2 separate regions of the Mus musculus genome follow, and region 2 is linked to region 1. Evidence: chromatin loops called from intact Hi-C (ENCODE). Cell type or tissue: heart. All regions are shown on one strand.

Region 1 (8,000 bases):
CATGAGGAGTTGCTGCTGCTTCGTAGAGAGAGAAAAGAACACAAGCTAGAGGTGATCAGAGGGGCTGGGGGAGGGGCCAGCCAGCTGGGCAAGGACCTTGGGACTCTCTGGGAGATGTGGGACTGGACGCTGAGGGCAAGTGGGACCCAAGAAAGTGTATAGAACAAAGGACAGGCACTTTTAAAGTACATCAGACAGCCTGGCAGGTCAGGAAGAAGGCCAAGGCCAGAACTCAGGACAGAAAAGTCTGGGGCTGTGGACTCGGTGGAAAGGAGTGAAAAAGAAGGATAGTCTGAATTCAGATAGCTTGGCTTCTTAGCCACACCCTGCCTCAGTTTCCCCAATGGGGTGGTATCATACACCTCAAAGGACTGTGGTGAGACTGTAGGACTCAGGAGAATCAATAAATGCTAGATCAAAGCATTTAGTGAATTAGAAGGAAGACTGCACAGGGGAGGGGACCTACTCTGTGAGATGACCTGATGAAGCCAGACCTGGGCAGAGGACGATGCCAGGCACGCCCTGCTTTATAGTTGAGGAAATTGGTGCCTGCAAAAGGGAGGTGTGTGTTCTAGGTAACTGTGATTCAGGAGAGAGAGCAGGCCTGCTCCACCGGGGTGCAGACCCGGGCATAGCCCTCGGGCGCCCCGTGGGCCCACCGCAGAGGGCCAGCTTCCTGCTGACAGCTGGACGGATCTGTATGACCTGCAGCTGGAACGCGCCCGCTTCGAGGCTGGAGAGGCGCTGAGAACGCTGAGGGGGCTGCAGCGGCGGGTGTCAGAGCTGGAGGAGGAGTCGCGACTCCAAGACACCGAGATATCGGGCGCCTCCCTGCAGACCGAGCTCGCCCACAGCCTTGACAGTGACCAAGACCAAGACCAGCAAGTCAATGAATGTGGAGGCTCTCAGGTGAGCTTGCAGCCTACCAGCCCCACATTCAAATCATTTATGAAGGATGCAGGCTCTACTCCTCCTTTTCCCAGAGGTAACATACATCACTGACCAATTCCTTTGACAAACAGGCCATATTGTCCCCTGAGACTCAAGAGACATCCAGTCCCCAGCCTTCAATACAGGAAGAGATCTTGGAGCCACCTAAGAAACGAGCATCCCTGAGCCCAGTGGAAATACTGGAGGAGAAGGAGGCAGAAGTGGCCAGGCTGCAGGATGAGGTGGGAGAGCATGGTACTGCACACAAAGCCCCCAGGTGTCCACTTCTTTGCCATCTCCACTGTCAAGCCCCCTCCTCCATGAACTTGTAGTCTACCTGAGCTAGTCTGTACCCCCTGGAAGCCTCAGGGGCTCTACTGCTCCCTAAACTTCTCCCTGCATCCGTCCTGTTGAAGGCTAGCCCTACCTCTTCTTTACTACGCCACCTGATTCAAAGGATTCACTCTGAGTTTGAACACAGGCTGAGTTGCCTGCGGTGTTTATAGAGCAGTCCCAGGTTGTGGGAGGGCAGGTTGTCCTCCAAGGCTTTTGTACCAGTCTGCTCTCTTCCTGGCCTGTAGATCACGCTACACCGTACAGAGCTACAGACGCTGCGGGATGAGCTGCAGAGACAAAAGGAGCTGAGAGCGCAGGACAATCCAGAGGAAGCCCTGAGCAGTGCGCTCTCTGACCGGGACGAAGCAGTGAACAAGTGAGCCTGGCATTCTCTTCTCCCCTGTTGCCTCGGGAGGGGCTTATACTCTATCTGGTCCTTCTGGGTCCCTGATTTCCATCACCCTGACAGGAGTATAGCCTTCATTTTGACTCAGAAGCTTCAGCCCCGCCCCCACCCCCCTTTTACCAAGGTCCAGGAGGCCCCAGCACCCCCCGGACCAAGTTCTCTATCCCTTTGATTCTCAGGGCCATGAAGCTGTCACTGGAGCTCAGTCGTGTCTCCCTAGAGCGGGACTCTCTGTCCCGGGAGCTGCTGCGCGCCATCCGCCAGAAGGTGGCACTGACGCAGGAGCTCGAGGCTTGGCAGGTAAGAGAGGGCAGACCCTGAGGAGGACTGGTGGACAGGTATCCTGACCTCATCCCACCCCCATACCCACCCTGCTTTGCCTCCTACCTTCAGGACGACATGCAGGTAGTGATTGGACAGCAGCTGCGCTCCCAGCGCCAGAAAGAGCTCAGTGAGGCTGCAGCCGCCCCAAGACGTGCGAAGACCCGCTTTTCACTGCGCCTGGGATCCGGGCAGAGTGGAGGCTTTCTGAGCAACCTCTTCCGAAGGACCTGAGGGTTGGGGGCCAGGGCTACCTTTTCTCACTCTGGAGCTCAATTTCCTAACAGCCAATGGAGCCGTGGGGTCTAAAATGACTTCCAAGGGAAGTCTTCCATGCCCCAAGAGGTGGACAGAGGCACTTTGGGTGCAGGGGCCAGCTTTGGGGCAGGTGCCCCAGGTGGGTGGCGGGGGCAGAGCTGTTTATTTTTTGAATCTAAATAGATCTATCTTTTCTAAGCGCCAGGTCCTGCCCCATCTGTGCGAGAGGGGTGGGGATGGGTATTTATGTGTAAGGATAAGTCAGAGCTATATATATAAATCACTATACTTAATTGGTCTCCATTTTTGGGGAATAAAATGCAAACAAGAAAAGCCTAAAATTTTATTTTGACAGGACAACAAAAGCTGAATGTAACGGTTCACCAAGCTAAATCTCATACAGGAGTTTGAGATCAAGCTAAGCCAAATGAGTTCCAGGCCAGCCTGAGCTAAAGTTTAAAACCCCTATCCCAAAACACAAGCATCACTCTAGCTCCTGAAATACAGGGTCATGATGTCAAAAGGACAAAGAGAAGGCTCGGTAGCCCAGGTTGGTAAAGACATCTACTCGACAGCTGTTGCCCGATGCAGTCAGGACCTAAAGGCAAAGAAGACAAAGAAGACATACCTGGCTAAGTCGCCCATCTACAGGCCTGGAGAGACCCCCATGGCCATTCCAAGACCCACCTTGCACTCTGGGGCTGCTGGCTGCTGGTTGAGGCTCAGGCTGAGCAGCCCTGGGGAGGAGCCAGGCACCTGGGCCTTAAGCTCCCCGCTCAGTTGCCAGTGATTGACACAACAGCCCTGGCCAGCAGACAGGATCTGTGGAGGACAAAGAGGAGGTGCAGGGGTCAGGTCTAGGTGGGGGCACTGGATAGTGGGACAGGATCAAGACAGGGGGTCTCACCAGATCCTGGTAGAAGGTGACGTGCTTCTGTGGTGCTCGAATAGGAAAGACGGTAGTGGGTGTGGAAGACCTGAGGTGCCAGAGGGTGAGGGCTGGGCCCCCTCCACAGACCTGAACAGAGAGGTGGCAGGCTCCGGTCACTGTGAGCCATGGACCTTCAGTGGCCACTCTCACCCGACACTCTGCCCAGCTTACCATCCAGTCTGAGTCAGTGGCCAAGCAGCCAATCCAGCGCCCATTATGGGGCCTCGAGCACTCCTGCAAAGGAGGAAAGACGTGAGGGCATCTGAGGGCGGATGAGGAAGAGGGCACGGGCGCACTCTCTCCTCACCTCATGCTTGTAGACTTCGATGGTCTGGACCTCTTTGGCTATACGGAGATCTGTGGGAAAATAAAACCACCAAGGCTCCTGGTGAGCCACAAGCCTGAGACACCCCCACCCCCACTTTCTCATTTTTTGTCTTTTTTTTTTTTTAGTTTTTCTAGACAAGGTCTCTACATAGCTCAGGCTGTCCTAGAAGTCAGTATGTACACCAGCCTGCCTCAGAATCACAGAGATCCACCTGCCTCTGCCTCCCAAGTGCTGGGATGAAAGGCTTGAGCCACTAGGCCTGGCTTACTTTCGTCCCCTGTAATTGGAATTTTCCTTACCCCAAAGCCGTACAGCTCCATCCTCACCGCCAGACAATACCTCAGGGCTGCGCTCCCTCAGTGCCAGGCAATGGATGTAGTCTGTGTGGCCCCGGAGGGCCCGCTGCAGGGAAGAGCGGTGGACGGCTCAGGAGATGCAGGAAACACAGGGCAGGCCCAGACTTGCCCTGGCCCCAGACCTCCACTCACTGTGAAGGCCCCAGTTTCCAGATCCATACTGTGCAGCTGACAATCTCCCCCAGCCAGGATGAGCGAATTCTCCTGTGGAGGGAGACAAGAGGGAGCTGAAAGTCCTCGTCCATCAGGGTAGGGAACAAGTTCTTGAATGGTCATAAAGAGCTCAGACCTTGGGGACAAGCAGCAAGGCATTGATTTCGGGTACTTCCAGACTGGTCCTAGGTGGAGGAAGAGAAGGGTCAAAATCACAGAGAGTGTCCGTGACCTCACCTGCCTCCCCCACCGTGGTCCTGGCTCACCTGTATGGAGGCTGGCGACGCCACAGTTCCTTACAGCCCTTCATGGAGAAACACAGGAGGAAACCCTGATCCCCACACCTCTGAGGTGGGGAAGGTCAGCCCTGCCCTAGGCTCCAGACTTCTTACCTTCTTGAGAATTTCTGCCCAAAGCCAACCCTTGACCTCTCCATCGCCAGCACTGAGTAGGTGTCGATCTGTGGAGACCATGCTGTAGACAGGCCCGTCATGGGCTAGAGAGACACAGAAAACTCTCATTAGCCCCTGTGAGCCCTTCTCTCTCCTGAGGTCACCTGAACCACTCTCAACAGCTATACCCACCGTGGAAGACCACCACCGGTTTTTTGCTTTCTTCTTTGGCCTCTGAACTTAAGGCAGCAGACAAACTGAAAGAGAGGTAGGGAGCCAAGTCAAAGCCAAGGAGGCTCAAGTGCCAGGGCTCCTGTGTGGTAGGAATCAGGGTTGAGGGTACCTGAAGATGGCAATCTGCCCGTAATTGTTGCCAGCTGCCAGAAACTTCCCGCAGGGGGAGACACTCTGGGAAAAGATGGTCATGTGCAGTCGCTGCAGGGCCTGAAATACCTCAGCCTGTGGAAAAGGGTGATCAAGAGAGTCTAAGAAGTCTGGGGCCACCTCCTACAGACTTCTGCTTACCCACCCCACCCCCACCCCCACCCCCGCCCAGGCTTCTCAGCCCATCTCAGCCAGGATGAGAGGCATCAGCCCATACAAAGTGACTCCAGGAAGAGAGTGGAAAAAAGAACCGAGGAGCCACAGCTTGCCGGCGGTGGTGGCGCAAGCCTTTAATCCCAGCACTTGGGAGGCAGAGGCAGGAGGATTTCTGAGTTCGAGGCCAGCCTGGTCTACAAAGTGAGTTCCAGGACAGCCAGGGCTATACAGAGAAACCCTGTCTCAAAAAAAAAAAAAAAAACCAAAAACAAAACCTAAGACTTTGAGCAAGACCAAGCCTCCTCCCATTGGCTGAACAGACAGATGGCACTCACAAGAAATTCTGTCATGATTAGGTAAACTAACAAATCTTGAGAGCACTGAAGCCAGAGGGAGTTGTATAGAATGTAACCCCAGCACATGAGAGTTGGAGGCAGGGAAACTCACTGGTAACTCAAGGTTATGCCCAGCTAGACAGTGAATTCAAAGGCAGCCTGGGCTACATGAGACAGTCTCAAGTACACACTAAGGATGGAATTGAATTGGTAGAGTGCTTGCTTAGCACAGCACACTGCATAAAGCAAGCACACACATGTAGCCTGTGATCCCAGCACTCTGAAGGTACAAGCAGAAGGACACATTCCACTACGTGACAAACCTCAGGCCAGCCTGAAATATCTCAGACCCTATCTCAAAAATCTAAGTGACTCAAAATAATCTTTAAAAAATGGGGGTGCGGGGGAGGAGGTCTGGAAGATGGCTCAGCAGGGAAGTGTGCGCCACTCTTGCAGAGGATCCCCAAAGCACCCACATGGCAGATCACAACCACCTGCACCTCAGTTCCAGGAGGGCCCAGCCCCCTCCCTCTACTGCACCTCTCTCTCCTTTCTCCCCCTCTCCCCTCCCCTTTTCTCTCTGTCTCTCTCTTTCTACCCCCACCCCTCAGAAAAAGGTTCTCACCAGGAACCCTCTCTGGCCCAGAACTCACTATGTAGATTAGGCTGGTCCCAGAGAGATCTTCTTGCTTCTGTCTTGTGCATGAGTGTACATGCATGTGTGTGTGTGTGCATGTACATGCGTGCGTGTGTGCGAGTGTATGTGCAGTGTCGAGTGTTGGACCTCCTGGAACTGGATTACAAGCAGCTGTAAGCCCACTCCTATATGGGTACTAGGAGCTGAACTTGGTTTCTTTGGAAGAGTAGCAAGTGCTGGGCCATTTCTCCACTCCCCTGTGATACCCTTTCTGGCCTCTAAGGGTACCATAGCACACATACAACATGTAAGCAAAACACTTACATACATAAAACAATGAGAAAACTTTACAAGGAAATAAGTAAGCCAAGTGTGGTGGCATGCCTTTAATCTGTTCCGACAATTGAGAGGAGGCAGTTAGGTAAATCTCTGAGTTCCTGGCCAGTTTGATGTACATATATGGGCAATGGTGACACATGCCTTTAATCCCAGCACTTGGGAGGCAGAAGCAGGCAGATCTCTGTAAATTTGAGGCCAAACTGGTCTACAGAGCAAGTTCCAGGACAGCCAAGGCCACACAGAGAAACCCTGTCTCAAAATGTGTGTGTGTGTGTGTGTGTGTGTGTGTGTGTGTGTGTGTACGAGCAAGCACAGTGGTTCTTGGGGCTGAGGGTAACTGCTCATGGTAGACCATGCTCTTTTCTTCCTTTTTAAGATTTACTTTACTGATTTTAATTATTTGTATTTTGTATAAGTGTGTGAGGGAAGTATATACAAGTACGTCCACAGGGGCCAGAGGATTGGCTCCCCTGTAGCTGGAATTAACAGGCAATTACAAGCTTTGGAACTTGAGTGCTGGCACCCAGCTCAGATCCTCCACTCTCTCTCCATACCCAAAAACCTATTCTTACTCAAAGCTCAGCGTTTGAGCACCAGCATTGTAGATATTGGGCTTTGCAGCACACCCAATAGCCTGGAGCACTCAGTGGAGGTGAAGGCAGGAAGAACAGAAGTTCAAGGACATTCTCCAGTATATAACAAAGTTCAAGACTTACGAGACTGTCTCACACCAGTAAGCAGTGGGCTGAGCTGTAACTAAATAATAGAGCACATTCTTATGAAGACCAAGACCCTGGGTTTAAAGGGGGAGGGGCACCTCATTTACAATTACGATGAACTTTTTTTTTTTTTTTTTGAGTCAGGGTCTAACTATATAGCATTGGATGACATGGAATTCACTAAGTAGCAGGCTGGTTTCTAACTCACAAGAGATATGTCTCCCTCTGCCTTCCCAGTGCTAGGATCGTAAATGTGCCACCACCTCCAACGGCGCAAATTTTTTTAAGTGGCTCTATTATCCCGCACAGGAAAATGTACCAACATCTAATCCTTCAGTCACTATTAGATCTCAAGGTTCCGGATCACTTTTCGTGGGCTCAGGGTACAAGTCCCACAAATCACCTATGAACACTGGGTATCCTGGAACACTCCAGGGGTAGATGTCAGAGCAAGACTACAAACCCCAGAAGGCACTGTGCATACACTCGACTCACCTGACCCAGAGGCACCGCGAGCGGTGCGGCATGCTCCATCTTGAGAACTACAAGTCCCAGAGGGCTCTACGTGTGACACAATCTCTCGACGCACGACACAACCTCTCGATTCCGGACGTGCCTGATGGTGGCTCTTCTCGTTACGCCCCAAGACCTAGCACTGCCTGTCGCCCAGCAACTAAGGCGGCAGGTCCGTGCTGTCTCGAACCACAGAAACCTAGGAGAACTACACGAAGCACCCTTATGCTAAAAAGCGCCCAGAACTATCCAGCCACGCCGGATCCCCTCCCCCACCGCGCCGACCTGTCCCGCCTTCTAACCTCTAACCTGATTCCTGTCTTCCGCGCCTGCGTAAAACGTCTCCAGTGCGCACGCCGGTAGGCCCGCCCCTCGCGCTGTACCACGCCCTCAAAGGCTCCGCCTCTGCTGCTTGAATCCCACCCCTCTATCTGCAGGACCCTGAGCCGTAATGATCCTGCAACAGCCCCTGGAGCGAGGTCCCCCAAGTCGGGACCCACGGGCCA
Region 2 (8,000 bases), 130 kb after region 1:
CTATCACACTCAGCAACACTGTGTGTGTGTGTGTGTCCCCTGGGCTCCGTACAGACATGTATACATGCACTAGCACAAGCCTGTGAACACAAGTGTGCACACACACTAAAAAAAAGAGACATACTTGAGTGTAATGCATGCATGTTTGACTTCCTGAGAAGAATACATATCTATCTACTATAATTAGAGCACCAATGACTGGCCAAACAAATGATTTCACCCAAATCTAGTTTGGTAACCAAGTGATTTATTCATGTTACAGGAAGATGGGGGAGGACTCACAGAGTGCCAGTGACCTGGGCAACTCTATCCTAGCATGCCCATTCCAGTGTAGATGAGGACTCATGACAGTTCCATTGGTAGGTCCCTGCCCCATTTGTAGGCAAATCCACCAGAAACTTTCCTCTTGCCCAGCAATGGTTTCCTGCCTATGTACCTTGGAGACAGCCTTATGAGCTTTGTACATTTTGTTAGGTCTTTAGTCTTAAGTACCTTCCATGAGGAGAGGATGTTTTAACTCAGAAGAAATAATTAAACAGCCCAAGTGGTTCAAAGCATGCTTCTAAAAATGTATAGGATTTCACGCCTTTAATCCCAGCACTCGGGAGGCAGAGGCAGGCGGATTTCTGAGTTCGAGGCCAGCCTGGTCTACAAAGTGAGTTCAAGGACAGCCAGGGCTACACAGAGAAACCCTGTCTCGAAAAACAAAAAACAAAAAACCAAAAACAACAACAAAAAGAAGCCCAGAAGATCCCCTCTGGGAGCAAATTGGGACTATCCCAGTGTTGTGTTAGTAACTACAATATATTTCTTGCTGACCTCTTGAAAAAAAAAATCCATTCCTTTTGTCCCCTGACATTTCCTCTATGGCAGTTAAAATCAAATTTCTCTTGTTTATTCTTTTTGTTTGTTTGTTTGTTTTGTTTTGTTTTCTCTTCTCAAGACAGGGTTTCTCTGAAGCCCTGGCTGTCCTGGAACTGACTTTGTAGACCAGGCTGGCCTCGAACTCAGAAATCCGCCTGCCTCTGCTTCCCAAGTGCTGGGACTGAAGACGTGCGCCACCACACCTGGCTCCCATGTTTATTCTTAACTTTGAAGCCCCCATATTGAGGAGCCACTGATAGCTGGTCTTTGTGGGTTCTTCTTTTTCCCACCCTTTATCCCCCTCACCCTGATTTCACCCACTATCACTAGATAGGATAGAAAGGAGGGGGGAGGGAGGAAGAAAGAGATTCTTTTTAAATTTATTTATTTATTTATTATATGTAAGTACACTGTAGCTGTCTTCAGACACTCCAGAAGAGGCAGTCAGATCTTGTTACAGATGGTTGTGAGCCACCATGTGGTTGCTGGGGTTTGAACTCCGGACCTTTGGAAGAGCAGTCGGGTGCTCTTACCCACTGAGCCATCTCACCAGCCCCCGAGAGAGATTCTTTTGTTTCTTCTTTGATTAAGGCTAATAACAAATTGCAACTAGCCCCCCTGAAGACCAGCAATCACCAACCATGCCTCTTGGGGCTCTAGTATTTTTATATATCCTCTGAAAAGTTCCCAGAATTACAAATGTGTCACAATCCTAGAAATTATCTGCAGCTGGCAAAAACATGCTTCTGCTAGAGCATGAGGCAAATCACAGTCAGCTCCTGCAGGCAGTCCAGAGCAGCTCCACGTCTCTGTAGCTGGGATTAAAACCATATACATATATTTCTGTTGTTTTTTTTTTAAAAACAAGATTCCAGAACTCTTACCACATCTGTAGATTATACCAGTGCCTCTATGTTACATTCACCCATTTATTTATTTCATGTATGTGTTTTGGGGCTGGGGGTTGGTGTCATGCCACACATTAGAAAGTGAGAGGACAACTTTGCAGAAGTCGGTTCTGTTCTCCTGCCTTACAGGTTAGGTTTAGTTCCTTTCCTAGCTGAGCCAGTCCTGTTAGTCCTACATTCCTGCTGCTATTATTGTTGAGAAAGGGTTAACCCAGAGCTCAGGCTGGCCTTGAACTCACAGGGATCTTTCTGTCTCAATCTCTTGAGTCCTGGGATTACAGACATGTGCCAGCATGCCCAGCTTTCAATGTTAATTTGATTTTGAAAGTCTCATTGTGGGCATATAAAGGAACTCACTGTTGTCGTGGAAAAGGAGCATTTTCCCCGAGGGGTGGTCACAAACATTTAATACACTAATTCAGACACAAAATAGGAGCAATCTAGAAATGATACAATTGGGCTGGTGAGATGGCTCCGTGGGTAAGAGCACTGATTGCTCTTTCGAAGGTCCTGAGTTCAAATCCCAGCAACCACATGGTGGCTCACAACCATCCGTAATGAAATCTGACACCCTCTTCTGGTGTTTCTACAGTATACTTACATACAATTATAAATAAATTAAAAAAAAAGAAATGATACAATCTTTAAAGAAGCCACTACCCTTTACTTTCAACCTAAAATACCTTAGCTCCAAAGATGTGCCCAGCTTATGGAACTATAGAAGTGTTGGAGACTTGAAGGTAGAAATGGGACTGAGATTCCTACACAGATGGTGGCTTTCACAATCTTGGAATTCTAATACCTGAGTATATCCTTTTGTTGGTAAATTGAAAAGAAACAACAATACGAGATCTAATTTCTCATACTCATCTGTTAAGGCCACCTGGCATTATCTTGAAGGCTACAAGGTCAGCTTCCTACAGCTCTGCTTCCTGGGGGACTACTTTTTTTTCCTCGTGTCTTTTTATTTATTTATTATTAGATATTTTCTTTATATACATTTCAAATGCTGTCCCGAAAGTTCCCTATCCCCCCCCCCCCCCCCCCGGGGAAGACTACCTTTTAATCAGCCCTGGAAAAAGGACTTTTAAAAATTAATGGGAGTAGGCTGGAGGGACGGCTCAGTGAGACCTTAGAATTGTTCATTCAGAGGAGCTAAGTTTGGCTCCAGCACCCACCTAAGCTGCCTCCCAAGCCCCTTAACCGTATCTTTGGGGGATCTGACCTCTGACCTCTATAGGCACTGCACGCATGTGCACCTTCAACAGACAAACATGCGTATATTTGTTAACACACTAAGTTAAAAGAAGGAGGAGGGGAAGACGAAGATGAAAAGGAAGACGAAGAAATATGATGAGCAGGGAGTGCTGAAAGACTCCGAGAGGAGCCCCTCGCTCAGGCCTCAGGACAATATCGGACACCCAAGAACTCATGACAGACCGAGCTTGTTGCAAACCACATGAGGCTTTATTTGGGGAAAGCCAGAGCTCTGGGGACAACTCATATCCCACGCAGGGGTAGAGGAGTCGTCCTCGAGGGGAAAGAGTTTCCAGTTTTTATAGGCCCTCAGGGGGGAAAGGAGAAGGGGGAGATTAGGGGATTTCCAGATCTAAACAATGTCTATTCTCAAGAAATGGGTATGGAGGGGTACAAGGAGAGTCTAATGAAGGTGCAGCAATGAGCACACACCTGGTCAGAACATTGGCAGACACACAGGTTCAAGGAGTGGCCAGAGCATTGTGCACCTCTATTTTTCTAAATCAGTGAAGCTAGTTCTGCTAACACTGACGTCTATCTTGCCAATTTCAGGGCTTCTGTGTCCTTTTACATTCTGCCAGGATCTTTCAGTGCCTCAGTGGTGGGGCCCTTGCTACCGAGTGAGAGGCACTGGGACAAACTCCCGGAACCGTGCTATAGGGCCAGGAAATGGAACTGCATTCTCACATTCCTCCACTTACATGGCATAGTCTCTATAGGCGAAAAGTAATCACTTAGTCTCTTTGCCCAAAGGTAAGAGAAAGTATTTTTTAGTGGTCTGCAAGCCCCACTTCAGATAGGACTACAGAGGTGGAAACTGTGGAAAGCACCGGATACTGGGCCAGAAGCCGGGTTCAAGTGGCTCCAGAGCTGTCAGGTGGCTTGACTCTGAAGCACCTCTTCCTGCGAAGAAGACTCGGTGCTGTGGGGCCTCGTACACATTAAAGAAAACCATGGTCACAGTGACTAGGTAAAGCTGCTGAGCCACTGCCACCCAACACGGTCACATAAAATGGCGACCCTGCCTAGCGGAGGAGTCTTACGCGTTTTCTCTCTAAAACCGAACTACAGCTCCCAGAACTCTGTGCGCGGAAGGCGTGCGTCTGAGCTACTCCCGGGTGTTGTGGGTTGCGGCCCCCGCGCCCCTCCCCCCTCCTACAGAAGTTTTTTTTCAGCCGACCTTGCAGCTTCGGTACGGAGCCACGCCTTTCCCCGCAGTGCCCGACGGGACTCGGGGTTTTTCGACTTTTCAGTAGCACGTCCCTTCGCCTAAGGTCCTCCTTGTGGCTTCAACGCCTGCGCACGACGCACTACGGTTCCCAGAGGGCCCAGCGGCTCTCATGATTGCGTGCTGACGCACTAGGTCGTGCTGACGCGCAACGCTGCCCAGGCGGGGTGCGAGTGGCGCAGTCGAAGCCCGCTGCGGCCCCTGAGGAAGCGAGGAGGCGGCGGCGGCGGCGGCTGAGGCGGGCGGACCGACGAGGCGGCGGCTTCAGGCTCCGAGGGATACGAAAACTTAAGCAGCAGCTGCGGCGGGACCTCCCTGTTTGACAGTCGGCGGCCGGAGGCGGCGGCGGCGGGTGAGAGAAAGGGAGCGCGCTAGCCGGGTGGGGGAGGGGCGGCGGGCTGGGCCGGAGGCTAGAGCGCGGGGAGAACGGCCCAGGCCGCCGCGCGCACGCGTGCTCGTCGCCTCGGCCGGCGCGGTCGCCTTCCCTTCCTCCCCTCCCCCTCCCGCGGTTCCTGGGACGCGCGGCCTTCAACTCCTCCGCCCCTCCCCCACACGGCCGCGGCGCGCGCGGCCGCCTGGTCTCGTCCGCGCGCCCCCGGTGAGACAGCATTGCGCGAGGCTCTGCTTCTCTCCTTTGCTCTACCTGGGGCTGAGGAGGCCGTCGTTCCGCGGTCGTCCTCTTCGGTCTTTTAGGGGGCGGGGAGAGGGCGGCAGCGGAGGTACTTGTCCCCCGCCCGAGCTTCGGACCTGCTGGTACCTCTCCTCGATCGGCTCCGGCGTGGGTCCACGGGCCCTGCTAGGGGCCTGAGAAACGGCCAGAGCCGCCCAGACCGCGGGGCGCCGCGTGGCCCCCTCCCCCCTCCTCGAGGCCGAAAATAAGCTGGGCTGCCCAGTGGGCGGCGGGAGGAGGCCTTGAACTTTCGGAGGCCAGGATTTAAACCGTTCGTCCTCGTTAGTATCAGAGGCTGTGAGTGTGTGCGTGGGGGTGGGGGATCCCCAAGTCTTAAAAAGTGAGGATAATAAAACCGCGAAAGTATTCAGCCTGCGTGTATAAGGAAGACCAATGTGCTCCTTTCAACCCTGTTATTTTATTTCTTTTTTACGGTTTGGTTTTATGAGCTAGGGCCTCTAAATAGTCTTGGTTGGTCTGGCACTAACCGTGTAGATCAGGCTAGCATTGAACTCAAGAAATCTGCCTGCCTCTGTGGGATCAAAGGCATGAGACACCATGTCTGGCTCCTACCCTGGTTTTTGTTTTTTGTTTTTTTTTTCCCCGGAGACAGGGTTTCTCTGGCTGTCCTGGAACTCACTCTGTAGACCAGGCTGGCCTCGAACTCAGAAATCCGTCTGCCTCTGCCTCCACACCCGGCTCCTACCCTGTTTTTAAAAAGGTCTCCTCAAATATTAAAGCTAAGCCTTTTAGAGCTTTTCGATGGGGAAAAAATTCTTGACTTAATAGCCTGGCTTCAGTCAGCCATTACTTGGTGATGACGTTCTTCCTTGCTGTTTCCATCTTACAGTTCTTTTAAGATGTCTCTTAATTGTGGATTCAAAAGGAAACTATTGCCTTTTTCCGTGGGAGTGGGGCCTAGGCCTGGATGTATACTGTAGCTTGTATGTTTCATGGTGCCTATGCAGTCAGTAGTGTCTCAGCTCTGAGTTCTCTGTATTTTTTACTCAGCGTCCTTTTCCTTGATCATTGCTGTTCTCTCGGTCGCTGTTTCTTGAATATCTTAGTTTGCTAATTTTCTACCTCTTTGTATTTTGGCATTCTGATAAGTTTTCCTCCCTTGCCGGCAATTTGTTCTTGGAGAGGCTTGCATGCTTTGGGCTCCTGTTTTAAATACTTCCTGGTTTTGGTAGTTGTGGTTTCCCTTTTAGTGTTTCAAGCATTGTTTTTGGCTGCTGGTATGTAAGTCCCCCCTCCCCCTTTAGCTCGTCTCTGAAAATTCTCCAAAACTGTGACTCTAATACTTTTTGCTTAGCTTTCATTCTTCAGGTAGGGTGTGGGAGGATTTTTGTGTGAAATGGTGAAAATATGAGTGGTTAGAAGGACTGTTAGGTGAGAAAGCAATATAAGCCCTAGATTTAGAGTGAGGAAGGATTGGTTTTTCTTTTTCCAAGACTATCAAGAGTGGTTGTTAGAAGGTACTACAGAAACATTAGAGGGGGGGGGCTGTAAAAAAGGTTTTGCATTTCTTAGATTTAGCCTTATCTCTTACTCTTGTTGTCTCTCCTAGATTTACCTTTCTTGCTTTTAGTTTCCTCTTGTGTTAACTGTTGAGATTGAGTAGGACTTATGTTAGGCTTGAGGATGAAATGGGGCAAAAGTGCATCTGGGTGTTTGCTTTACATTCAGCATCTTCCTTGATTCCCCCCCCCCCCCCCCCGCACTTTGGTGACATGTCCCCATCCCCAGACTAGGATTTTTTTTTTTTGTAGCCATGGTTGTTCTGGAACTTGCTGTATAGACCAGATTGGCCTAGAACTCAAGAGATCCACCTGCCTTGCTTCCCAAGTGCCGGGACTAAAGGCAGTGCCACCAGAACCAGGCAACACACTTCAGTTTGTTTTTTGTTGTTGTTGTTGTTTTTTTTTTTAAACCGGGCATTGATATGGTACTATTTCACCCAGCTCCATCTCTGCTATCTGCTTTTACTAACCTCTGCTTTCCCCTGTGTGTGTGTTTTGATGCTAGTTTTCTTTCCCATGTTTGAGACCCTATTTTGGAGAAAATGTGTTAGAGGAAAAAAGTAAAACATACATAGTTAGAAGGGAATAGGGAATGAGTAATACAGTCCAAAAAACTGGAGCTTGAGAGTTTAGTGATGCTGAGCTTGGAACACCATGAAAAGGTAGAACCTTACAGGAAAACTGTTAAATTGGAGAGTAAAGCAGGACTTAGAAAAACAATGAAGTGTCAGAACAGGGATTGATTGATTGATTGAAAGTCAACACTTTTACATTAAAGGTATGGAATTTGAACATTTCTAGGTATTTGTAGAGAAAGTATGAGGACAGTTGGAACAGAGAACGAATTTGCGTTTAGACTGAGTTGAAAACAGGCAATATTTAACAAGAGCTAGCCAGACTTGGAGGAGCTGCAAGCCATGTGATAAACCTTACTGGGAAGGAAACTAAAATAATAAAATCACTGTAGTTGGTAGGAGCTATGAATATTTGGAGTCAAAGAGATGGCTCACCTTCCCCATGTGAAGTATAAGCTTCCCCAAGTGAAGTATGTCCATGATTTCTGTGTTTCTGATGTGCTTGCTTGCATGTGGTTTGGGTATGAGACTACATAGCACACTTGGTTTATGTTAACTAGCCAGTTTGCCTATTTAGATACCTAGGACTGTTTAATCCATTTTGTGTTTGTTCAAGTTAGCTTAAATATTTTCTTGGAGGAGGCTTTGAAAATGGACTTAGGCTTTTATTAGGTGATTCTGATCCATGGTGTGTGTTATGGTATTTGGAGGATTTGGTTACCTGTAGTAGTTACATTTAGAGTGTTTGGTGAAGATACTATTTGTGCGTATTGTGGCCAAACAGTAAAGGGATAGTGTGAAGAGATTTGAGAGAACCCAGATTCTTGTTTTCTTAGAGAATGGAAATATAAGTAAAAAGAAGAATGGCTTAGAATTTGAAAGTACATTGTGAGGACTTGTAAGTAGATGCTGAGTGAAAAGGATGAAGTGTGGGGAGGATGAAAGGAGGGATTTGTTTGTAGACTAGTGGAATGA

What was found. A loop is a pair of places that touch in the nucleus more often than their neighbours do. Peaks named below come from ENCODE experiments on the same cell type or tissue, not always from the same donor. Only the 100,000 strongest peaks of a DNase experiment are listed, where the experiment ranks them.
Region 2: a loop joins it to region 1, with 11 times the contacts of the local background. A loop is called at or near these places in 1 of 42 quality-filtered maps.

What each region holds. Positions count from the first base shown.
Region 1 is chr17:23,666,038-23,674,037 of GRCm38, forward strand. Bicdl2 (BICD family like cargo adaptor 2) reads left to right here. Exons shown (of 10, transcript NM_153784.3): 5 at 1-51; 6 at 712-909; 7 at 1,023-1,172; 8 at 1,512-1,642; 9 at 1,852-1,972; 10 at 2,066-2,584. The coding sequence ends at 2,227. Thoc6 (THO complex 6) reads right to left here and starts at 7,840. Exons shown (of 13, transcript NM_001008425.2): 1 at 7,477-7,840; 2 at 4,755-4,870; 3 at 4,604-4,668; 4 at 4,412-4,515; 5 at 4,286-4,323; 6 at 4,156-4,204; 7 at 3,999-4,070; 8 at 3,810-3,912; 9 at 3,490-3,539; 10 at 3,354-3,416; 11 at 3,159-3,269; 12 at 2,939-3,073; 13 at 2,581-2,849. The coding sequence starts at 7,515. The coding sequence ends at 2,769. It overlaps Hcfc1r1 (host cell factor C1 regulator 1 (XPO1-dependent)), which reads left to right and starts at 7,571. Exons shown (of 3, transcript NM_181821.2): 1 at 7,571-8,000. The coding sequence starts at 7,946. In heart, no CTCF peak of the experiment used is centred here; DNase peaks (open chromatin) are centred at 7,554 and 7,854; H3K4me3 peaks cover 1,274 bases; H3K27ac peaks cover 655 bases.
Region 2 is chr17:23,798,790-23,806,789 of GRCm38, forward strand. It overlaps Srrm2 (serine/arginine repetitive matrix 2), which reads left to right and starts at 4,436. Exons shown (of 15, transcript NM_001368687.1): 1 at 4,436-4,609. It overlaps Gm52285 (a long non-coding RNA gene), which reads right to left and starts at 4,983. Exons shown (of 2, transcript XR_003952234.1): 1 at 4,901-4,983. In heart, no CTCF peak of the experiment used is centred here; DNase peaks (open chromatin) are centred at 3,092 and 4,192; H3K4me3 peaks cover 4,121 bases; H3K27ac peaks cover 2,795 bases.